Linked DNA regions of Mus musculus: all the other regions are linked to region 1. A link is a loop called in an ENCODE intact Hi-C map of the cell type or tissue named here. Cell type or tissue: gastrocnemius. All regions are shown on one strand. Region 1 overlaps Hmcn1 (hemicentin 1). Region 2 has its middle 55 kb from the start of Gm41967. Region 3 has its middle 67 kb from the start of Gm41967.

What was found. A loop is a pair of places that touch in the nucleus more often than their neighbours do. Peaks named below come from ENCODE experiments on the same cell type or tissue, not always from the same donor. Only the 100,000 strongest peaks of a DNase experiment are listed, where the experiment ranks them.
Region 2: a loop joins it to region 1, with 6 times the contacts of the local background. A loop is called at or near these places in 9 of 42 quality-filtered maps.
Region 3: a loop joins it to region 1, with 7 times the contacts of the local background. A loop is called at or near these places in 25 of 42 quality-filtered maps.

What each region holds. Positions count from the first base shown.
Region 1 is chr1:150,916,180-150,924,179 of GRCm38, forward strand. The region is part of intron 1 of Hmcn1 (hemicentin 1); the gene reads right to left. Among named protein-coding and RNA genes, the nearest start is that of Hmcn1, 73 kb to the right of the region's middle. In gastrocnemius, no CTCF peak of the experiment used is centred here; a DNase peak (open chromatin) is centred at 4,300.
Region 2 is chr1:150,523,892-150,531,891 of GRCm38, forward strand. No RefSeq gene overlaps it. Among named protein-coding and RNA genes, the nearest start is that of Gm41967, 55 kb to the left of the region's middle. In gastrocnemius, no CTCF peak of the experiment used is centred here; no DNase peak of the experiment used is centred here.
Region 3 is chr1:150,536,017-150,544,016 of GRCm38, forward strand. No RefSeq gene overlaps it. Among named protein-coding and RNA genes, the nearest start is that of Gm41967, 67 kb to the left of the region's middle. In gastrocnemius, a CTCF peak has its summit at 4,412 (motif pointing right); DNase peaks (open chromatin) are centred at 308 and 4,465; H3K4me3 peaks cover 420 bases; H3K27ac peaks cover 618 bases.

The sequences.
Region 1 (8,000 bases):
TGGCGCTTAGCGGCTGCTGTTTCAGATCTACTCGATCACGTGTAGCAATTCACAGACAATCACACATTTTGAGAGAAGTGGCCAGTGGAAGAAGTTCATAGGCACACTCTTAGGTGTTGAAGTATCTTGATCTGCAAGCCAGTACTCATGTGGATAGTGCGAGTGAAATCACCATGTGCAAACAGCTATGTCATTCAGAAGGAAAAGAATAGAAGGCGCTAGAGAAAAGAAGCAAACAACTCCATTCAATACAACTGAAGCATGTTCTGGCATTTGAAAATCCTACGACAAGCCTGTCCTCTGGTGCTCCATACATGTAGGGGCCAGAAACCAGTGTCGTCACCAGGGCTGTAAAAGAACGTCCAGTAGCTGAAATGATTTATCAGTTCTTACAATTAAAGGTAACTGCCGTGCCCTGAAAGAATCGTGAGGAACCAGGTGTGGTTGGGATTGTGCCCTGCCTGTCAGACATGGGGAAGTTGAAGTGAGGTTTCTGGCAAAGTCCCAAGGAAAGAACATATGGTCTGAGTTTTGAAGAAAACACTGGACAGGAGGGGGACAGCTGATAAAGAAGGGACTGAGGAGAATAATAAGAAGGGTATAACACAAACATGAAAACAAAACACAAGAGATGAAATAAACAAACAAGAAAAAAAAAAACTACAAGGGACTGGCTAAATTTTTCTGCCAACTTCTGAGGGTCTATGGGCCAAAGCAGCTGCTGTGTTCGTGGCGTGGATTGGCCATATGTAGTCGTCTTCATCTCCCTTTCCATGTTACAAAAGCTAAAGGAAAAAAAACTGAATATTGGGAGACAAAGGCAAAAGACCCTTCCTAGGCCTTTTTGTAAACCATGTGTAGGAAGCATTACACATCCGCTTGTGAATTTGTGATCGAAATAATCAAATCAGCAATTTGTAAGTCATGTAACGGACCAAGAAGAGAAAATTGCCATCAGTGACCCTTAAGATTTTAGAATCGAACACTACTCATGAATGTACAAACCACTATTTCTCTATAAATTCACTGCTAGCTAAAATATAAGCTGCTTTACCCTGGCCTTGCCAGCTCTCTGTAGTGTAGTCCTGATTGCCCGTCAACCTTCCCTCCTGCCCTGTCTCCCTCACATACCTTACACCAAGCCTGATCTTTCCATTTGCTTTGTAGTTAAGTCCAGAAGATTCCACACCCACTTTTACTTGACTCCAGCTGTCACCTCAGCCTGGATTCACCTGAAACACACACACATACATACACATACACACACATGTATATACACATACACACATGCACAAACACATACATACACACGTGCAAACATGCACACACATACATATAAATGCATGCACACATACACACAAAATATTCATAAACATAATGCTGCCTATTATAGACTGTATTCCTTAAGAACAAGCTAGATTCTATTAGTTCTAGGGAGCACTATAAGTACTCCTGCCTCCCAGCTAGAAGGACTTTGGGTGCCATGCAAATCTATAACCCTTGGGAATATTCATATACATACATATATGTGTGTGTATATATAATATCATAATATAGTATAAATATATCATAAATACATATACTGTAATAATATTTATAGTATATACCCTGTTGAATCTGGGCTAAGTAGAGTTTTTTATTAACATTTTTCTCCCATCATGCTCAGTAAACACTTTGCACAAAACAGTCTTTTGGAAAAGTCATTACAATAATTTATTCACAAATCCACTGAGCTTCTATTATCAACTACAAATTTGATTCTATTACACACCAAGACATGAAAATACAAGCATGCCAAAAATATAAAATAAAATAAAATAAAATAAGAATGATAGCAGCAATCTCTCCCTCTGTGACTCTTCCCATGTGGAAGGGAAGGTTTCAGCAAGAGACCATTAAGACTGGGATTGTAGTATCAGTGCTCAGCCGCCCCCTCTTAAACATTACAGTGTCCATGCCGAAGCTCTCTCTGCTTTTCCCTTTCTGTCTCTTGGCCTTTCCCCAGATAGAACCAATTCCAGGTGCTTGCCCTAATGACGTTTTCAAAACTCCTAAGACAAAATGTACTTAAATGCCTCAACCCACACACCAGGGCAGTGGTACTGAGTCAGCCCTGCTAGGATGTTACCCAATGCTGACCACTGGTTTTTCCACCTCATGTTCCAAGCTGCCTTTATTGCTAATCAGATACAGATGGCACAAGCATCCTAGTCATACATCATTATCTAAAACTTATGCTCTGATGGACAAAGTGGAGATAAATAAACAGTTTTAATCTCTTAGCCTGGATCCAATAAACTGACCTATGTTGGAAGTTACTATGGGAATGAACTTGCTGTGAGAGTTGGAAGCTGGCATCCAGACATGGTAAGATGAAATTCTGGTTACCTTTTTTTAGTCAACTAAGATATTACAAGCATCCCTAGAGGTGTGGAAATAGTCAACTGAGTGCTTCAACATGCAATGACTGCTCTTCAAACGTTCAAGTAGCATCATTATCCATTCTACGAAGTCAGGTGAGCATGAGGGTCGAAAGATCTTTGTTAGTAGCTGCCTAAACTCTGCTCTTTCTGAGTCCTTTAACTTTCCTCTCTGACTAGTAACTCATCCCCTGAAAATGGGAAACAACTCATATTATTTTTCAGGATATGTCAAAAGAATGTCTTGCCCTCCTGATTCCAATTTTTGCCTCTGTAAAACTTAGTCCTTGAATTCTTGGCAGGATGGGAAAGACTAATAGCACTGCTGTTAGTTATACTTACTATATGAGGGGTTTTTTTTTTCTTTCACTGTAGCAAAAAACCTGACACAATTAAGTTATATTTAAAAAATAAATAAAAAGTTTGCTTAGGTTCTCAGTCTGAGAAGCCACAGTCTACAACTGATTAACTCTGTTGCTTGTTGGACCTGGGAGGAGGTAACCTACCACAGAAGGAGCACACAATAGTGTAATACACAAGTGCTCACTTCGTGGAAAGGAAGAAGAAAGAGGAGAAAGGAGAGACTGGATCCTCCAGTGACCTGGAGCCCTCCCATGAGGCTTTGCTTCTTAAAGGCTCCAACAACTTGGGATAGTGCTAGTCTGTGACTCAATCCCTAAACTTAAGAATTTTTAGGGTGCACTAAGATGCAAGCTGTAATATTGACCCCTGAACATTACTGTACACATAGTTTTAAAGTTAGGGGATGCTTAAATATTTGCCTAATGAACAATTAGGCTAGGTGGTCGGTTGGATGGTTGTTTGGGTTGGGTTGGGTTGGGTTGGGTTGGTTGGGTTGGTTGGGTTGGGTTGGGTTGGGTTGGGTTGGGTTGGTTGGGTTGGGTGGGTTGGGTTGGGTTGGGTGGGTTGGGTTGGGTTGGGTTGGGTTTGGTTATTCCTAGTCAAGCATGCTATTATGGACATTAGGAATGAGATCTCTTGAATTGATTTTTTAGCAAAACTGCTTCTTTAGTAAATATCTCATGGAACAGAGATTTTTTAAGGTTCTTGTAGGATCTAAATGCACGCTCTCATTTAACAAGTCTTCCTGGGATATTTTCTATCTAATCACATAGCTAAGCATCATGGGTAGTGAATATAGTGTGTACTCACAGAGCTGAGCAGCATGGGTAGTGAATATAGTATGTACTCACAGAGCCGAGCATCATGGGTAGTGAATATAGTATGTACTCACAGAGCTGAGCATTATGGATAGTGAATATAGTGTGTACTCAGAAGACTCCTACTTGATTGTGATTCTCACAAGCTCATTAATGAAGAAAATATAAAAATAAAAATTTGTAAATAATTTTTATGTCTTGGAATTACATTTATCACTCAGAGCAAAATATGCAATCCCTTTTAGAGTGAATTAAATATAATAAAAGTAGAAGTAACATGTTAAGCAAACACACATGAATTAACACCATCAAAATCCCTGTCAATCTATATGGAATACATCCACTCTGTGGTCACATTTTCTTGAAGCCAAGTCTAACCATTGCTTGCAGTAACATTTACTCCAGCTCCTGGTACATCTTATTAGTATACACTGAAAGAAAATAAAATAAAATCTGGTATAATTATACCTCTGTCTATGACAGCAGAGCTAAGTCTAGAAACAATAAAAGCAAAAGAGAAAAAGCGTTCCTTCCAAATTTCAAATAACTTTTATGTTCCATGTATAAATTAATATATGGGCTTCATAGAGTGCTGTATAAATTTTCTTGTAAAATTATTGATAGAATTTTTGGTTTTACCAAATGAGTCCACCCTCTGGAAGACTCCATTTCTTACTCTGTATTGGAATACAGCGCCACCTGCTGGTCCTTCTAGATCCATGCTAGAAACCTTCGGTCACATTAGTCTTACTAAACTTACGTTTATTCAAAAGCCACTTCGAAAGGTACACTTTCCAAAAGCAATTAAAATTTGATTCTTCTTTTAAAGAAAACATCTTAAGGTGAAATTATGTGAAAATCGCTCTGCTACTGAACTAAATTTCTCTTCAAAAAATTTCAATCACAAATTATTTGATTTTGCACTTACTAAGTAGAAAATTTTAAGGAATGTCAATATAAAGTATACATTTTAACTATACCATTAAATAAAACATTAGAAATTAATACCCATCCCTTAACATCTTTTAATTTTAACAAATAAATTAAAGTTACATAAATAAGAATGTAATTTTTTTATTGTTCCATACAAATATCAACTGATATTTCTGTTATGGGTCAAGTTCGATGTCGGGCTTTGGAAATCAGAACTAACAGGACTGATGTGGTGTTTATAGCGTAGTTATGGAGAAAAGTTGAACAAATGCCCACTCAGGTTGTTGCTATAAACTTCAATCAGATGCGGTGAGGAAGCCTTCAGGAAATGCTCTCATAAGAGAAGCATTTGGAAACTACACTCATGTACGCTTACAGAGAAAATGTGCAGCACTGAGAGCTACGAAACCGCACTGTTGTAAGCCTGGGCACGGACTGCTAGACACTCTCTTTCATTAAAAGGGAGGAGTCCCGACTTCACCTTATTGAGCATGATGCACACACTAATAAAGAGAGTATGTGCATGTGTGCTTGTACATCTGTGTGTTGAGAGTCCAAGAAAATGTCAAGGCGGAGATAGTTAAGAACCAAGCGGCAATTCCTTGGACAACTAAATTGCCAAAGTCATGTTCAATGCTTTCTCCCTCAACTATTTAGCAAGCTGTTTCATTATTCTTCTTTTATATAAAATAGCACTTTTTCTTCAAAAACCTAATATCTGCATTAAATATTTAACTTTAAAAGCTCCCAAAATGAAGGACCAGGGGCCATGGCTCAATGGTGATGCTCTTGAAAGCATGAAGCCCTGGATTCCAGCCCAGCACTCCAAACAAAAGCAGAGCTCCCAAGTGGCTTTCTTTATCCATGCAAAACACATCAAACAGTTTTTACTTCTAGGGTCTCAAATATTATGTGTTATATAATGAACAGATAACCAAAGTACATGACTACATAAAAGCTATTTCAAATAAGAAATCGTTTCCATTTCTCTTGGAGTTGCGTACAATGAGTCACTGTTGTTTGGGTAATGAGACAGTACCAGTGAGCTTGGATTATAGTTCTTTATTCCAAGTCAACCATTTTTCAAGATGATCCAATCTGTTTTAGATGTTCTCATTGATTTAAGCATGTGGGTGTACACTTGTATTAAGTTTTTCAAAACACACCAACTATAACACAAAAATTAATGTTGCAGTAACAAGATGTTTATTGAGAGCAAATTGGTCAAATACATTAGACAAAGTACAACAGGCTGTTTCAGTTTATTGTCGCAATTTCTGTCTAAAAAATAAGGCATTATTAAGTAGATGTGAATTTATTAGCATATTTTATATGTTGAGTTTCATAGATGGATACAAGGCATTCTGGGAATATCCACCCTCCCCAATGATGCTCCTGGACTCCTCTGAACACATCCTACGCCCAACTTCAACTCAGTCTGTTTTTTTTTGGTTTGGTTTGGTTTGGTTTGGTTTGGTTTGGTTTGGTTTGGTTTGGTTTGGTTTGGTTTTAACCCTGTGCATTCAATTAGTGTGCTTGCCTGCGGATCCAATGGTGTATAGAGTATGGCCATCCAATGGTTCATGGGCAAACTACCAGGGGCCACACCCTGAAGAAATATGACTCTCCCTTCCCTGTTAGACATCAACTGTGATTATGTACTAAGTTAGGAGTGAGGTCTCGAGTGTCCCTTTTCTTATCATAACATCAACCCACTTGATCTTGTGTAGGTAAACAGAACTATGAGTTTGTGAGCGCAATGGCTGTGTCACATCCAGAAGAAAGATTCACAGCAGTCATACATGACCTCTGACTGCCACTCTCTCTGTGGTCCCTAAGCCTTGGAGAGAGATGCGATAAAGATGTACTGGTTGTGGCTGAACAGTCTGTGGGCACTTATTATCTATTATTATCAGTGTATTGACCAGCTGTGAGTCTCAGCACTCCTTGCTTCTCACGCACTAAGAAACTGCTCTGATGAGGCCTGGAAATTGCATTAGATAGCAAACTCCTTCTGTAGCAACAGCATGTTACCTACAGACTGGCTAGGTTTCCAGTTGGCTGAGTACTCCGCAGTCCTCATCAGGATTCACCTTAAACAGAAGTGAAGCCTTTATGATCAGGACTGATACGTATACCAAGTCTTGTACTTCACAAATTTCAAGGAAATGCCCTGGTATGTAATCCCATTAACTAAGGCAGCCTCGAGCTATTTAATGAGTACTACAGGGGAAACTGCATAAGGAGTGCCAAGAAGGAAGATACCGTAGATTATTTCAGCATGGTCACCATTTTTCTTCAGAACAAAGTTAAAATAACTTAATAAAGACATATATGGATGCAGGTATACATTTCTGTGGAAAGGAAAAGAGAGTCTTTTCCTTCTTTCTAGTCAGTCTTCTAGTTTTAATGAGAACACCTGGATTTATAAGCCCACATTCACGTACTTCTACCAAAAGGACACTTCTCCATTTCAAGCAGATTGAGGTGTAGAGAACAGCATGCAAAATATATTGAGTTCAATTGACAAAGCACTTTCAAGAGGACAGGAGCGATGCCTCTTGGTATAGGCTGTAAAGCCAATCTCTAATAGCTCTTGGTTATCAGTTTCTCTAATAGCCATTCTTAGGGCTGAACCTCTAAAGTGCTTCTTTTTCCCTTAGATTGTGGGTTTTTTTTTTTAAATAATGCTTTAAGATCATTCCTATCTAAAGTCTTAGATGTCAGACATGTGGAAATGAAATAAACAAATAAACTAAGCTTGTACATATACAAAAATTTGAGATCAAATTTCACGAATTGAAAAACATTCCGTGACAAAACTTGTTTGAGAGATGGGGGTGTAGGGTGGATTTGTTTTTTAATAAACAAATGCAGATGTTGAGGGGGAAACGTTTAGATTTTTGACACTGCTCTTTGCTAACACAACTGCCAAATGTTTTCCATAAGCAAACAATGTTGAAACGTCTGAGTACTTTTTCATGGAACCACCACCCAGATGAACTCTGAAAAATGGAATTTACCAATTTACTGTTAATGAATTTATGTATGTGATATTTCTGATCAATATAACTGTTACATTTTTTTTACTTCTCTCTCATGTGTTCTTATTTAAACAGTTATGGGAAGAATTCAGGACTTATCCATGTTGTGTATATCTGAGATATACACGTACAGTTGGGATTTATTCAATTGTCATCAGACTTTAGGAGTATAAAGTTTCATGCAAACCAACTATGGATGCAATGCCCTATTTGCCGTATAAAACAGCCAGAATCCATCTTGATGTAATTAACAAAATGCAGAGTTGCTCCGCCATGTCTGATAGCCCGTATTTGTAACCCAGCACTTGACACACTGAGACAGGAAGATCACTGTGAATTCTAGAACATCCTGGAACTGTTCAGTTGTCAAGGGAAAATAATCTAAATTACACTTAACAAAATGACTCTTTCTAAATAGGAAG
Region 2 (8,000 bases), 390 kb before region 1:
CCTCTCTTTCCAGTGATGGCCGACTAGGCCATCTTTTGATACATATGCAGCTAGAGTCAAGAGCTCCGGGGAACTGGTTAGTTCATAATGTTGTTCCACCTATAGGGATGCAGATCCCTTTAGCTCCTTGGGTACTTTCTCTAGCTCCTCCATTGGGAGCCCTGTGATCCATCCATTAGCTGACTGTGAGCATCCACTTCTGTGTTTGCTAGGCCCCAGCATAGTCTCACAAGAGACAGCTACATCTGGGTCCTTTCGATAAAATCTTGCTAGTGTATGCAATGGTGTCAGCGTTTGGATGCTGGTTATGGGGTGGATCCCTGGATATGGCAGTCTCTACATGGTCCATCCTTTCATCTCAGCTCCAAACTTTGTCTCTGTAACTCCTTCCATGGGTGTTTTGTTCCCAATTCTAAGGAGGGGCATAGTGTCCACACTTCAGTCTTCATTTTTCTTGAGTTTCATGTGTTTAGGAAATTGTATCTTATATCTTGGGTATCCTAGGTTTTGGGCTAATATCCACTTATCAGTGAGTACATATTGTGTGAGTTCCTTTGTGAATGTGTTACCTCACTCAGGATGATGCCCTCCAGGTCCATCCATTGGCTAGGAATTTCATAAATTCATTCTTTTTAATAGCTGAGTAGTACTCCATTGTGTAGATGTACCACATTTTCTGTATCCATTCCTCTGTTGAGGGGCATCTGGGTTCTTTCCAGCTTCTGGCTATTATAAATAAGGCTGCTATGAACATAGTGGAGCATGTGTCCTTCTTACCAGTTGGGGCATCTTCTGGATATATGCCCAGGAGAGGTATTGCTGGATCTTCCGGTAGTACTATGTCCAATTTTCTGAGGAACCGCCAGACTGATTTCCAGAGTGGTTGTACAAGCCTGCAATCCCACCAACAATGGAGGAGTGTTCCTCTTTCTCCACATCCACGCCAGTATCTGCTGTCACCTGAATTTTTGATCTTAGCCATTCTGACTGGTGTGAGGTGGAATCTCAGGGTTGTTTTGATTTGCATTTCCCTGATGATTAAGGATGTTGAACATTGTTTCAGGTGCTTCTCTGCCATTCGGTATTCCTCAGGTGAGAATTCTTTGTTCAGTTCTGAGCCCCATTTTTTAATGGGGTTATTTGATTTTCTGAAGTCCACCTTCTTGAGTTCTTTATATATGTTGGATATTAGTCCCCTATCTGATTTAGGATAGGTAAAGATCCTTTCCCAATCTGTTGGTGGTCTTTTTGTCTTACTGACGGTGTCTTTTGCCTTGCAGAAACTTTGGAGTTTCATTAGGTCCCATTTGTCAATTCTCGATCTTACAGCACAAGCCATTGCTGTTCTGTTCAGGAATTTTTCCCCTGTGCCCATATCTTCAAGGCTTTTCCCCACTTTCTCCTCTATAAGTTTTAGTGTCTCTGGTTTTATGTGAAGTTCCTTGATCCACTTAGATTTGACCTTAGTACAAGGAGATAAGTATGGATCGATTTGCATTCTTCTACATGATAACATCCAGTTGTGCCAGCACCAATTGTTGAAAATGCTGTCTTTCTTCCACTGGATGGTTTTAGCTCCCTTGTCGAAGATCAAGTGACCATAGGTGTGTGGGTTCATTTCTGGGTCTTCAATTCTGTTCCATTGGTCTACTTGTCTGTCTCTATACCAGTACCATGCAGTTTTTATCACAATTGCTCTGTAGTAAAGCTTTAGGTCAGGCATGGTGATTCCACCAGAGGTTCTTTTAACATTGAGAAGAGTTTTTGCTATCCTAGGTTTTTTGTTATTCCAGATGAATTTGCAAATTTCTCCTTCTAATTTGTTGAAGAATTGAGTTGGAATTTTGATGGGGATTGCATTGAATCTGTAGATTGCTTTTGGCAAGATAGCCATTTTTACAATGTTGATCCTGCCAATCCATGAGCATGGGAGATCTTTCCATCTTCTGAGATCTTCTTTAATTTCTTTCTTCAGAGACTTGAAGTTTTTATCATACAGATCTTTCACTTCCCTAGTTAGAGTCACGCCGAGATATTTTATATTATTTGTGACTATTGAGAAGGGTGTTGTTTCCCTAATTTCTTTCTCAGCCTGTTTATCCTTTGTGTACAGAAAGGCCATTGACTTGTTTGAGTTAATTTTATATCCAGCTACTTCACCAAAGCTGTTTATCAGGTTTAGGAGTTCTCTGGTGGAATTTTTAGGGTCACTTATATATACTATCATATCATCTGCAAAAAGTGATATTTTGACTTCCTCTTTTCCAATTTGTATCCCCTTGATCTCCTTTTGTTGTCAAATTGCTCTGGCTAATACTTCAAGTACTATGTTGAAAAGGTAGGGAGAAAGTGGGCAGCCTTGTCTAGTCCCTGATTTTAGTGGGATTGCTTCCAGCTTCTCTCCATTTACTTTGATGTTGGCTACTGGTTTGCTGTAGATTGCTTTTATCATGTTTAGGTATGGGCCTTGAATTCCTGATCTTTCCAAGACTTTTATCATGAATGGTGTTGGATTTTGTCAAATGCTTTTTCTGCATCTAACGAGATGATCATGTGGTTTTTGTCTTTGAGTTTGTTTATATAATGGATTACATCGATGGATTTTCGTATATTAAACCATCCCTGCATCCCTGGAATAAAACCTACTTGGTCAGGATGGATGATTGCTTTAATGTGTTCTTGGATTCGGTTAGCGAGAATTTTATTGAGGATTTTTGCATCGATATTCATAAGAGAAATTGGTCTGAAGTTCTCTATCTTTGTTGGATCTTTCTGTGGTTTAGGTATCAGAGTAATTGTGGCTTCATAAAATGAGTTTGGTAGAGTACCTTCTACTTCTATTTTGTGAAATAGTCTGTGCAGAACTGGAATTAGATCTTCTTTGAAGGTCTGATAGAACTCTGCACTAAACCCGTCTGGTCCTGGGCTTTTTTTGGCTGGGAGACTATTAATAACTGCTTCTATTTCTTTAGGGGATATGGGACTGTTTAGATGGTCAACTTGATCCTGATTCAACTTTGGTACCTGGTATCTGTCCAGAAATTTGTCCATTTCGTCCAGGTTTTCCAGTTTTGTTGAGTATAGCCTTTTGTAGAAGGATCTGATGGTGTTTTGGATTTCTTCAGGATCTGTTGTTATGTCTCCCTTTTCATTTCTGATTTTGTTATTTAGGATTTTGTCCCTGTGCCCTCTAGTGAGTCTAGCTAAGGGTTTATCTATCTTGTTGATTTTCTCAAAGAACCAACTCCTCGTTTGGTTAATTCTTTGAATAGTTCTTCTTGTTTCCACTTGGTTGATTTCACCCCTGAGTTTGATTATTTCCTGCCGTCTACTCCTCTTGGGTGAATTTTCTTCCTTTTCTTCTAGAGCTTTTAGATGTGTTGTCAAGCTGCTAGTGTGTGCTCTCTCCCGTTTCTTCTTGGAGGCACTCAGAGCTATGAGTTTCCCTCTTAGAAATGCTTTCATTGTGTCCCATAGGTTTGGGTACGTTGTGGCTTCATTTTCATTAAACTCTAAAAAGTCTTTAATTTCTTTCTTTATTCCTTCCTTGACTAAGGTATCATTGAGAAGAGTGTTTTTCAGTTTCCACGTGAATGTTGGCTTTCCATTATTTATGTTGTTATTGAAGATCAGTCTTAGGCCATGGTGGTCTGATAGGATACATGGGACAATTTCAATATTTTTTTATCTGTTGAGGCCTGTTTTTTGACCAATTATATGGTCAATTTTGGAGAAGGTCCCGTGAGGTGCTGAGAAGGAGGTATATCCTGTGTCAATGCTTTCTATGGCATTCTCTGCACCTGAGATTCTCTCTTCCATCTCTTGTATTCTGTTAGTGATGCTTACATTTATGATTCCTGATCTTTTTCTTAGGTTTTCTAACTCCAGGGTTGTCTTTGTGACTTCTTTATTGTTTCTATTTCCATTTTTAGATCCTGGATAGTTTTGTTCAATTCCTTCACCTATTTGATTGTGTTTACCTGCAATTCTTTAATGGATTTTTATGTTTCTTCTTTAAGGACTTCAAACTGCTTACGTGTGCTCTCCTGAATTTCTTTAAGAGAGTTATTTATGACCTTCTTAAAGTTCTCTATTATCATCATGAGAATTGATTTTAAATCTGAATCTTGCTTTTCTGGTGTGTTGGGCTCACTGTGGTGGGAGTACTGGGTTCTGATAATGACAAGTAGCCTTGGTTTCTGTTGCTTATGTTCTTGCCTTCCTTCTCATCATCTGGTTATATCTGGTGTTAGCTGGTCTTGCTGTCTCTGAGTGTAGCTTGTCCCTCCTGCAAGCCTGTGTGTCAGAACTCCTGGAAAAGCAGTTCTCTCTGGGAGGAATTTGTGTATGGACAACTGTGGCCCAAGGTCAGCTTTGGGATACAGAGAGAAATCTGAAGGATCCTGTCCCCGGCTGTTCCTTGGTTCTTGTGTCCTGATGGCTCAGGGAAGGTCTATCTTGGGCCAGGAATTTGAGCATAAGTGGTGATGTTACTGTGCTCACAGGTGAGTCAGTACTCCTGAGAGACCAGCTCTGTTCTGATGGTATTTGGGTATGGAGCACTGTGGTACAGGATCTGCTCTGGGTGCAAACAGAAACTGGAAGGATCCTGTCCCAGGCTGTTCCTAGGTTCCTGTGACCTGAGGGCTCTGAGCAGGTCCTTCTGAGTGGAAGTGGTGGTCTTACTGTGCTCACAGGCTTGTCAGCACTCCTGGGAGACCTGCTCTCTCCCAGCGGTATTTGGATAAGGAGTGCTGTGGCACAGGATCAGCTTTGGGTGCAGACCTTACACAATGTTTTAAAAGCTCTAATTTGTTAAATCAAACTGGGTTTGGTGGTACACATCATAATCCCTGAACATTGGATGCAGAGACAGGAGAGCCTTGAGTTTCACAGTAAGAGCTTGCTTTAAACAAGAAAGGCTGGGGTGCCAGCTAGACATGTTTTCATTCATTGGTTGTCCTCTGTTCTCCTGTAGATGACAGTCTTGTTGGTCACCTGTGAATTTCCTTCAGCTCTGAGACAATAACTAGGCAGCAATTGCCTAACAAGGAAAACAATGTCCCTCTTTAGAGGAACATGGCCACCTTGCTTTCCATTCTCTTTGTAGACCATCTTCTCCTTCATCCATGTAGCTTGGTTTTATGAGAAATTTATTCTGAGGTAATACAGTCTGAATGTTGAGGAATATTTTTGACTTTGTTGGACTCTGACCCTTTTCAGTATTCTTTTGTTTTTAGTATAGTAAAGCTCTGATGGTGTTTTTCTTTCCTCTTTCCCCCCTCCAACCCCCCATATCAGGGTCTCACTTCCTGAGACATCCAAGAATTGGAATTTCAAGCTACTGGCCAGCAAGAGAGAGGCATTGACCCTTGGTTAGACCCAACCCAATGACGTAAACCATAAGGCCATCACTGCTCTGCTTCAAATATGTTTTTTTCTGAACATGCCCAGGTCCCCAAGACTTTGATTTCACTTGGCCTCCCAAGCATCAATTTTGTTAAATAACAGGGGATTACAGAATAAAGCCAGCAGAGATTTCCAAAAGAGTTTCTAGCTGGGGGCAAAGTTTCTACTTAGGACTCTGAGCTGCAGTGTCTTTGTGTGTTTGTATGTTGTTATAACAACATGCCAGAGGCTAAGTACTTTGTAAGCAGAGGTTTATCACGAGGTTGTGGCTCATGATTCCACTGGGTAAAACTTCTGATTGGTGTGCTGGCTGCATCACAAAATGGAAAAGAGGCAAAAAGGGAACAGCTTATGTGGGTGAATAGGGCACTTATATGGGCAAGTGAGTAAAAGAGTTAGGAGTGCCAGGCTCATTTTTTTAAACATAATACTCATTTTTTTAAACATTGATTATTTGGAAATTTTCCATAATGCATCCCAATCACCTTCACTTCCCAGTCCTCCTAGGTCCACACCCCCTATCCTTGTGACCAACCCCAAAACAAAAGAAGAAGAAGAAGAAGAAGAAGAAGAAGAAGAAGAAGAAGAAGAAGAAGAAGAAGAAGAAGAAAAACGAAGTCCAGTCTTTGTTACCCATATACTCATTGGAGCATGGTCAAGCTCCCAGTGGCCAACCCCTTAAAGAAAACTGAATCCTTCCCAACCTGCATCCCTGCCAGATACGATAAACTGTGAAGAGCTATACTTCAGCAACCCTATCAAAAATTTAAGAGTTCTCTTCAATGGATTTCTGTCTAGACTGTTTTCTTAATGGATTTCTGTCTAGACTGTTTCCATTTATGTGTGTGTGTGGGGGGGGGCACAGAAGCCTTTCATGTCTCTCATTCTCAACTGTGACTCTGCAGTCTTTGATACCACTGAAAAACAATTTTTTTCTAGACATTTATAGTCAATGGCAACATGTATCATGGACTTCTACATGGTTTCTGGCTATAACATGGGCTATGGGCATCAATCTGGCTTCAGGTGGCAGCACAGACCACATACATCACCATGGTCTCTAGTGGCAGTATTGCCCAGGATAATTCTTTTTATAACACGCAATCCATTCATACCAGTCCTGATATACTCCCAGGAAACAGAATTAATCAATTCCAAAAGGTGGGACTTTAACCTATTTACCGTCCACTAGCACCATCTTAAAGGAGTCATGGTGCAACTTCCCTGCCAGAGGAGAGCATGTGTAGAGAAAGTATCTGACCCTGGAACTCAGGTGAGATTACCATTTCCTCTCTGGTAATTCTCTAAGGCGGGTCCACTAAGGAGTACACAGGCAGAAGTGGCACAGCAGCTGGAACAGGGTCCTATGGGCCTATATCTGCAGCCAGGAGTTGGGGCTGTTCCACAGCCCTCTGCACACTGGTCTTGCCAGGAGAGAGCCGGTCTGCCAGGAGTGCTGACACAGACTTACAGACTCACAGGAAAAACAAGTTCTAGCCAGAGACATCAAGAACATCTAACACCAGAGATTACCAGATGGTGAAAGGCAAACACAAGAATCTTACCAACAGACACCAAGACTACTTGGCATCATCAGAACCCAGTACTCCCACCACAGCAAGAAGTCCTGGATACCCTGGATACACCAGAAAAGCAAGATTTAGATTTAAGCTCATATCTCATGACACTAGTAGAGAATTTTTAAAATGACATTAATAACTCCCTTAAAGAAGTACAGGAGAACACAACTAAACAGGTAGAAGCCCTTAAAGAAAAAACACAAAAATCCCTTAAAGAATTACAGGAAAACACAACCAAATAGGTGAAGAAATTGAACTAAACAATTCAGGATCTAAAAATGGAGGTAGAAACAATAAAGAAATTACAAAGGGAGACAATTCTGGATATAGAAAACCTAGGAAAGAAATCAGGAGCTATAGAAGCAAGCATCACCAACAGAATACAAGAGATGGAAGAGAGAATCTCAGGTGCAGAAGATGCCATAGAGAACATTGGCACAACAATCAAAGAAAATGCAAAATGCCAAAAGCTCCTAACCCAAAACATTCCGGAAATCCATGACACAATGAGAAGACCAAACATAAGGATAATAGGTATAGATGAAAATGAAGATTTTTCAACTTAAAGGGCCAGTAAATATCTTCAACAAAATTATAGAAGAAAACTTCCCTAACCTAAAGAAAGAGATGCTCATGAACATACAAGAAGCCTACAGAATTCCAAATAGACTGGACTAGAAAAGAATTTCCTCCCGACACATAATCAGAACAACAAATGCACTAAATAAAGATAGAATATTAAAAGCAGTAAGGGAGAAAGGTCAAGTAACATATAAAGGCAGACTGGAGAAAGCATACACTAGCAGCTTGACAGCACACCTAAAAGCTCTAGAACAAAAGGAAGCAAATTCACCCAAGAGGAGTAGATGGCAGAAAATAATCAAACTCAGGGCTGAAATCAACTAAGTGAAAACAAAAAGATCTACACAAAGAATCAACAAAACTCAGAGCTGGTTCTTTGAGAAAATCAACAAAATACATAAACCCTTAGCCAGACTAACTAGAGGGCAC
Region 3 (8,000 bases), 380 kb before region 1:
GGGGGTGTAACTCAGACTTGAACTCTGTGTGTTTTTCCTTTTCCTTTAATCCACTTGAGAGCTCTGCTCTCCCCTGCTTCATGGGGGGGGGGGGGGCTCCTGGGGGAGGGGCGGGGGGGGGTAGTTTGTGTCCCGGCTCCCGGTATTTTTTGTTTTTTATTTTTCCAAAAGTCCGGTAGAGAAGATTCTGTGAGGCCTCCTGGCAGTTCTGAGAACAGGGGGAGTGTCAGTGAGGGAACTTGGCAGTGGACTGTGCCCCTGGGGATAAATAAAATACAGTAAAAGGCTCTGTCTGGGAGAGGTGACAGTGTTCTGAGGATTCCAATGTCCTCAGGGTATCTGAAATGGACTACACACCAAGGGCTGGGGCCAATCGAGCACCTGAGCAAAGCCGAGGCCAGAAGTCCGCCATGTGCGGGGACAAAGAGCAAAATGAAGTCCTGCAAACAGCAGGGACCTAGGAGACCTGCGACAGACTCACTCTTTCCTTTCCACTTGGCTCTAACAGAGCCATTTCACCTCTGAGCTTCAATTTTCTTACAAGATAGAGGTCGTGCTAAAGAAAAAGTCTTGTGAGAAAAATACACAACTTGGCGCTTACTGAGGTTTCCCTCTGTCGAGAGGACAAGCTGTAATTTAAACGCAGATGAGCTTGGTTGTGGAAGTCAGGCAAGTCAAAGGCTGTGGTAGCTAAGAAAAGCACTAAGATAAGCACTAAGTCTCTGCTTGGGGCCCAGACTCTGTGTGAAGCAATTTGTTTTCAGTCCTCAAGGGAGACTGAGGTGCCCGTTGGAAAAATAACTCCATAAAATACCCCAGAACACAGGCATACCATCTTGTTGGTGCTCAGCCTCCACCACACTTTCCTTTCTTGGGAGTCCTACTGGGATCACGTGCCTATTTGTCTAAGGCTTTTATTATTCTCTACATCCCTCAATTTTCAATACTTTTTAGATCTTTAGGCATGAATTTTGGTCACATTCATTCAACATGTTATTTTTTTTTTAATTATGGTTTAGACTGGAAGGTTGCTCTGTGTGTCCTGCAAACACACACTTTCTGTACAGAGGATCCTATTGGTTAAATCAGAACAATGCCTTGTATGTTCATAAGCAGTACAGCTGCTTGGCTTGGCAATTCACTCATAGGATGTTATACAATAATCATGTATTCCTTTTTTTCTTTGTGTATAGTATTGTACTTGTCAATGGCCTTCATTCTAGTATTTTATATATGTAAGCAACCTATTTTCATAGTATTTGTACCATCTCTGAGGATAGATTCTGATTTTCAGGATTCTTTTCCTATCATTAATGGTTTCAAAGTGGAATAAAGATTGCTGCTTTATTTAGTCTCATACACCTAGCATAGATTACTGCGCACAGATTCTAAAAATAGCAAATCCAATATTTTGAGTAGATTCCGAAGCAATTAGAATTAACTTACAAGGCAGACTATCTTAAATGTATCAATTCAGAGTACACAAAAGGCCACGAAGCCACCAACCTAATTAAATCTTGATCATACACAGATGCACATGGTGGGTTTCAGTGTATGTAGTGGGCTTAACAGAATTTTTTCTTGGCTTCCCATTGGTCTCCCATTCACTGCAGTATACAATTACTGAAGAGCATGCTATCTCATTACTTTAAATAGTCACGCAGTTACAGATGGTTGATAGTTTATTTTTAAATCTGTCATGTGATATATTCTGGAAGCAGGCATTGAACTTGGGAATATAATAGAATTTGATAACCTCAGACTTTTAATTAAATACTCAGTGGCCAGAACACTATATAACTAGTGCCTAAATTTATGCTAAAATGAAATTAAAGTTGTGCTTGGGTGAACATTTTTTGTGAAAATCCAGCTGTATTTGATTAACCAGTTAAGGGTTGTTATTTGATCCCTTGACTCTGTGAAGGGTTTTGAAGGAGTTGGCTGGGAAGGAATGTCTTGTAAAGACCAGAGACACATTTCTGGGCTGCTAGGGTCCTGCCTAAAACACTGCTGGGGAGACTCTCCTTAACTTCCCAAACCTTCAAGATCCTTGGCTTCAGTAGCTGTCTCAGTCTTACCGAAGCAGGATAGGTACGAAGGCCTGCTCACGGCCACCAGGTCCTTACCATGTGTGAGTGTAGCCCCAGTTTCCAGCCATAGACTCACTGGCTTACTGAATCTCATGTGGGCAATAGTTGGCTTTTTTAAAAAAAGACTAGCTGTCCAGCATTGATCTGTAGTTGGAGATTAAAATTACTTGCTTCTTGGCTATGATGACACAGGGAGAATTCAGGTGAACACTCGAACTATTGGAGAATTTGGGGATTTTCTTAGAATGCGTGAGATGTTTGTCTCCATTTCTCCACCAGATTATCTTTATTAGGCAAAATACAACAAGATATTTATTCAGTTGTGTATAAATGAAGGCTCATTTCCTTATCTAATATCTGGCTACTAGATTAGAATTGATGTAATAGTTTAAGTAAGTCAAGATTAGCTTTAGCTTAAAGGAAAAAAAAAGATTCATTTCAAAGACAATTTCCTCTATGTGTATTGTATGTGTATAGCAATTTATTTAAACTAGACTACATTTCCCAATTTTCTTCAATGAATAGTTCCAGGTTAGTATGGGCCACCAAAGATACTTCGTAGACAGTTTGGAAGACGGGATATAAACAACAGCCACAATATTGTTCTGCTTGGATGGCCAGGCAGCCTACACACATGGTCCTGGATCTGTCTGCTCATCTTGGCAGTGGCTACTGGACATCATTAGCCCCTTGGTTTCTACACCTGCACCAAATGCACTGTTAGCTGGATGATGAAGGATGCTTCTGTAGGCTGTTAACTCTGATGCAGTTCCACAGGAGGCTGGAGGGGACCAACATCGATCACTGCTCTTTTTAAATCCACAACCACCTTTCCCTCTCCAATGTATCACCTACTGACCTCAAACACAGCAACAGATGTTGAAAAAAAAATGAAAAAAACTTAATTGTGTTTTTCCAGTGCCTACAATTACATGTAACCAAATCTTTACAATGCACTCCTATTGAAAAGCTAACCACAGCTGGATTCACTTTTCTGAAGAAAATGTCACTCATACAATCGGTATGTATTTGGGTGCCAGAATTCCTACTTCTAAGGGAGTTTAGCTCACAAGGTACCAACTAAGGGTCTATACTGACACAGAAAGACTGCTGATAGATGAAGTAACAGGAAAATAAAAAGAATCTGAACAGAAACAATCAATGCTTTCCTAATTTTGGTGACTTTCAAGGGTTCTTTTGTTATGGAGTTTATTGTTTGATACTAATTTTAGGAACAGGAGCTTTCAAATGGCTTTGTGATAGAGATATATTTTTAACATTTTGATTAATCAATAATATTAAATGTATGTTTATTTGTGTGTGTGTGTACACACATGTGTGACCAATGATTTATATGTGCAACATGTATGTACAGGTGTCCTCAGGGACAAAAAAAAAAAAGTATCAGAGTCTTTGGAACTGGTGATGCAAATGGTCATGAAGCTGCCCAATGTAGGTGCTGGGAGCCAAACCCAGTTCTCTGGAAGAGCAGCAAGTACTCCTAACCCCTGAGACATCTCTCTAGGCTTAGATATCTTTCTGAAAGACGAAGACCTGGACAAGCAGCATGGATCGCTCTGAAACTCTGAGCTATGCTGGTGGGTTACACCGGGTGGTGGTGGACACCTGCACATTGGATTCAAGCCAAGTTGGATCCAGAAAGTTATTGTTACAGAACCCTGTACAAGTCCCTTACTCTTTCTGAGCCTTCCGTTGGTTTATTTCGTTTGGTTTTGGTTTTGGTTGTGAGACAGGGTTTTTCTGTATAGCCCTGGATGTTCTGAAACTGGCTTCGTCCAACAGGCTGGACTTGAACCCAAAGATTTGCCTGTTTTTTTTGTTTTTTGTTTTTGTTTTTGTTTTTTGTTTGTTTTGTCTCTACTGGTTGGCTTTAAACTTTGGATTTTTGTTTTATCAAGTTCAGACAAGTATAGACCCGAAAGCAGAATTTGTCGTGTACCACTATTGGCAAGTACTACCTGTCTTTTTTTTTTTTTTTCATCTTTTTGTTTGTTTATTTGAAAGTGTTCTTGAGGGTGGGATCATGATCTTGTCTTCATTGTCCTAGTATTGTGTGAAGCCTTCATAATGAATAGTATTTGTGACACAAATGCCTACATGAATAATCAGAGGCATGTTTTCCTTCCTTATATAACATACCTAGGTTTAGTCTTCACCATAATCTCTCTTCTGGCATTCGTAATGGGCAATCTGCCTATGATGTACAGAAATATGGTGCTACTTCATGAACACAATGTTTGGTCCAATGTTCAGGTTAAGAATTTCTCATCTGCAGCTCTCGGGTCTGATACACAAAGGTGTGTTAATCACCAGTAGATGTCGCCATGAGAACACACAAACGACTCTGGCCTGCTCAGCTGAAGCCCGCCCTCCCTCCACAGCCTTTCATTGCTCTCCTGGAGATGGTGAAGTGAGGTTGGTCTCCAGATGACATTCCTCAGCACAGAGCTTTGATGGCTACATTTGCATCCAAGAGTAGAAAGAAATTTCAGAAAGCTCCAGAAAGCATGCTTTTATCTATGGGAATGGTGGTCCTTGATTGAAGGGATTTGGAGAATTAAAAAATGATTAAAAAATGTTGCTTGGCTGTTCCCTAATTATCTCTAGGGAGAAAAGCAGGGGGCTGATCAGGAATGGGAAGGATAGTGACTTCTTGCTTTTGTATGTGTCATTTGTAGGTTTTTCTTTTCTTTTTTCTTCATTAGTAAATAAACAATTCCAAAGAAGAGATTAAACTGTTGTCTGGCAACATCTTGACAGTGTATTTTCCCCTTGAATTATTTGTTTTGTTACTGATTAATGAAATTTCTATTTTTTTAAAATGATGATACTGTTGCCTTTTATTCTCCAGAAGGTCTCTCACCCATTAATTCAGATTCATTAATTTGAATATTTATTATCCCACTATGTATTAGAAGTTGCAGAGGTGCTAGTATGGTGTTAAGTCAAGTTCACTCTATTGTCTAGAGAGTTCCACAGATGGGAATAGATAAGGAATAGGTTGACTTCAAAATTACCCTTTTCTATTTTCTAGTTTATGTGCAAAGCTACAAATATGTACATTTATAATGAAAATACACACATTGTAATTTTATAGGAGTGAAGGTTTACTGAGATATTGTCAAAATCAAGAGCTCCTTTCTTAGTTGGCTAAGTTGCTGTAGACTTCTTAGAGCAATGTGTTGATATGTCGTTTTTTCTACGTCTAGGAATCATCTAGGTGACAGAGATGTATGTAAAGAGAGCTTTAGTGAGACCTATTATGTTGGAGAAAAATAAGAAGGAACAAAAAGGATAAGTAGTTGTCACCCCTTCATAGGAGCTACAGTGGGGCATAGTTACCTTAGTGAATGACCCTGGGACAGTATCCTCCCTGAATCCTGGGGCCTTTACATTGCTTGTGTGACTTGAGTTCTATGCAAAGTTCCAGAGAGAAAAATTGCTCGAAATGAGCTATCTTCCCTTTGACTTTTGGATTAAGGGTATGGGCACTTTGAAACAGCTACCCATAGTGCACTAGGGGAGAGGTTGTGTAGTAGACCCTACACTGATGGAAGTCTAATCAGGTTGACACAAAGTTCACTTTTGAGGCAAGAGTGTCATAAAGATCAAAGGATAGCATCATGGCTGTTAAGATCACCTTGCCAGGTTAAGTCAGTGATTCAGTCCTGGGATGCTGGCAAAAGTAGCGAATAAACTCAAGTCAGCTGCTGAAGCCTGTGGCAAGGACCTGGAAAACTGCTGCACGGCTCAGTAGGAGTAAAGATTGCTTCAATTTTAAGAAAGGTAAAGAAGAGTCTGACAGTTTTAGCCTTTGAATTGAGAGTGAATCCTCTAAACTCAACCTGTTATCAGGTAAGAAGATAAACCAGGCTCCTCCTCCTCCTTTTAATCCTATATTAGTATCCCAAGACGAGATGCCACAAACTGAGTGACTTGTGACAATAGAAATCTATCCTCTTCCAGTTCTGGAGGCTTGAAGTTCAAAATCAAAGTGCAAACAAGGCCACACTTCCTTGCAAACCTTCATGGAAGATGCCACCCTTCTAGCCTCTTGAGGGGCTGTCACTTCTCAGCTTAGAGCAGCCTCTTGTCACTTGGTGGTCCCCCTATGTGTCTTTCTACTCACAGGTTTTTCTTTGCCTATAAGACATCAGTCGTGTTATCTGTCAGGGCCCTCCTAATAACATTTAACTTATATCTGAAAAGACAGTTTCCAAATAAGGTGACATCTCTAAACCAAGGACTAGGATTGCAACTAGAGAGAGTATATTTCTAAGCATGCCAAATACCTTATTTGTTCTTTACATTATCTATTTTTCTCTATAATTTATTCTTTTATTTTCTTTTTTAATTTAAAAAGTATACATTCTAAATATTTATATTTATACTATAGATTTGTGCTACTCTCAGCTTTGTCCAGAGGAAGTTCATTTTTTTTTGCAGTGAGTAGTGGTAACTGTGGAAACTTATAACTGGTCAAAGTATCCAGCATAGAAACTGTGAGTTCTCACATGCTCCACTATGTTCATAGCAGCCTTATTTATAATAGCCAAAAGCTGGAAAGAACCCAGATGTCCCTCAACAGAGGAATGGATACAGAAAATGTGGTACATTTACACAGTGGAGAACTACTCAGCAATTAAAAACAATGGATTTATGAAATTCTTGGACAAATGGATATATCTGGAGGATATCATCCTTACTGAGGTAACCCAGTCACAAAAGAAGTCATTAGATATGCACTCACTGATAAGTGGATATTAGCCCAGAAATATAGAACACCCAAGATACAATTTGCAAAACACAAGAAAATCAAGAAGAGGAAATACCAATGGGAGGATACTTCATTCCTCCTTAGATTGGGAACAAAATACCCATGAAAGGAGTTACAGAGACAAAGTTTGGAGCTAAGACAAAAGGATGGACTATCCAGAGACTACCCCACCCTGGGATCCATCCCATAATCAGCCACCAAACCCAGACACTACTGCACAATGCCAGAAAGATTTTGCTGAAGGGACCCTGTTAGAGCTGTCTCATATGAGGCTATTCCAGTGCCTGGCAAATACAGAAGTGGATGCTCACAGTCATCTATAAGATGGAACACAGGGCCCCCAATGGAGAAGCTAGAGAAAGCACCCAAGGAGTTGAAGGGGTCTGCAACTCTATAGGTGGAACAACAATATGAACTAACCAGTACCCCCAGAGCTCATATCTCTAGCTGCATATGTAGCAGAAGATGGCCTAGTCGGCCATCACTGGGAAGAGAGGCCCCTTGGTATTGCAAACTTTATATGCCCAAATACAGGGGAATGCCAGGGCCAAGAAGCGGGAGTGGGTGGGTAGGGGAGCAGGGTGGAGAGAGAGTATAGGGAACTTTCGGGATAGAATTTGAAATGTATATAAAGAAAATATCTAAATAAATAAATAAATAAATAAATAAATAAATAAATAAATAAAAAGAAACTGTGAGTTCTCAACTAGGGTGGGTAGTCTATCTCAGTCTCACATCATCCAAGAACTTTCGGGATAGCATTTGAAATGTATATAAAGAAAATATCTAAATAAATAAATAAATAAATAAATAAATAAAAGAAACTGTGAGTTCTCAACTAGGGTGGGTAGTCTATCTCAGTCTCACATCATCCAAGGCCCAAGGAGCTTCTCAGAGGAGGGGGCCAGAAGCAGTAGGTGCAAGAATAGGTGGGTGGTAAGGAGGCTGTGAAATGCTGACCTCTGGACATAACATGACTGACTGCGGCAGGCACCAACTCCCAGGAGCTATGGCTGTTTGCAGGAGACTTCCAAGCCACTCATACTTCCAGTTTGGATAGGGGAAGGGCTTCTAGGCTTCATCCCTAATGGAGAAGCTCTTGGTGGCTGGTG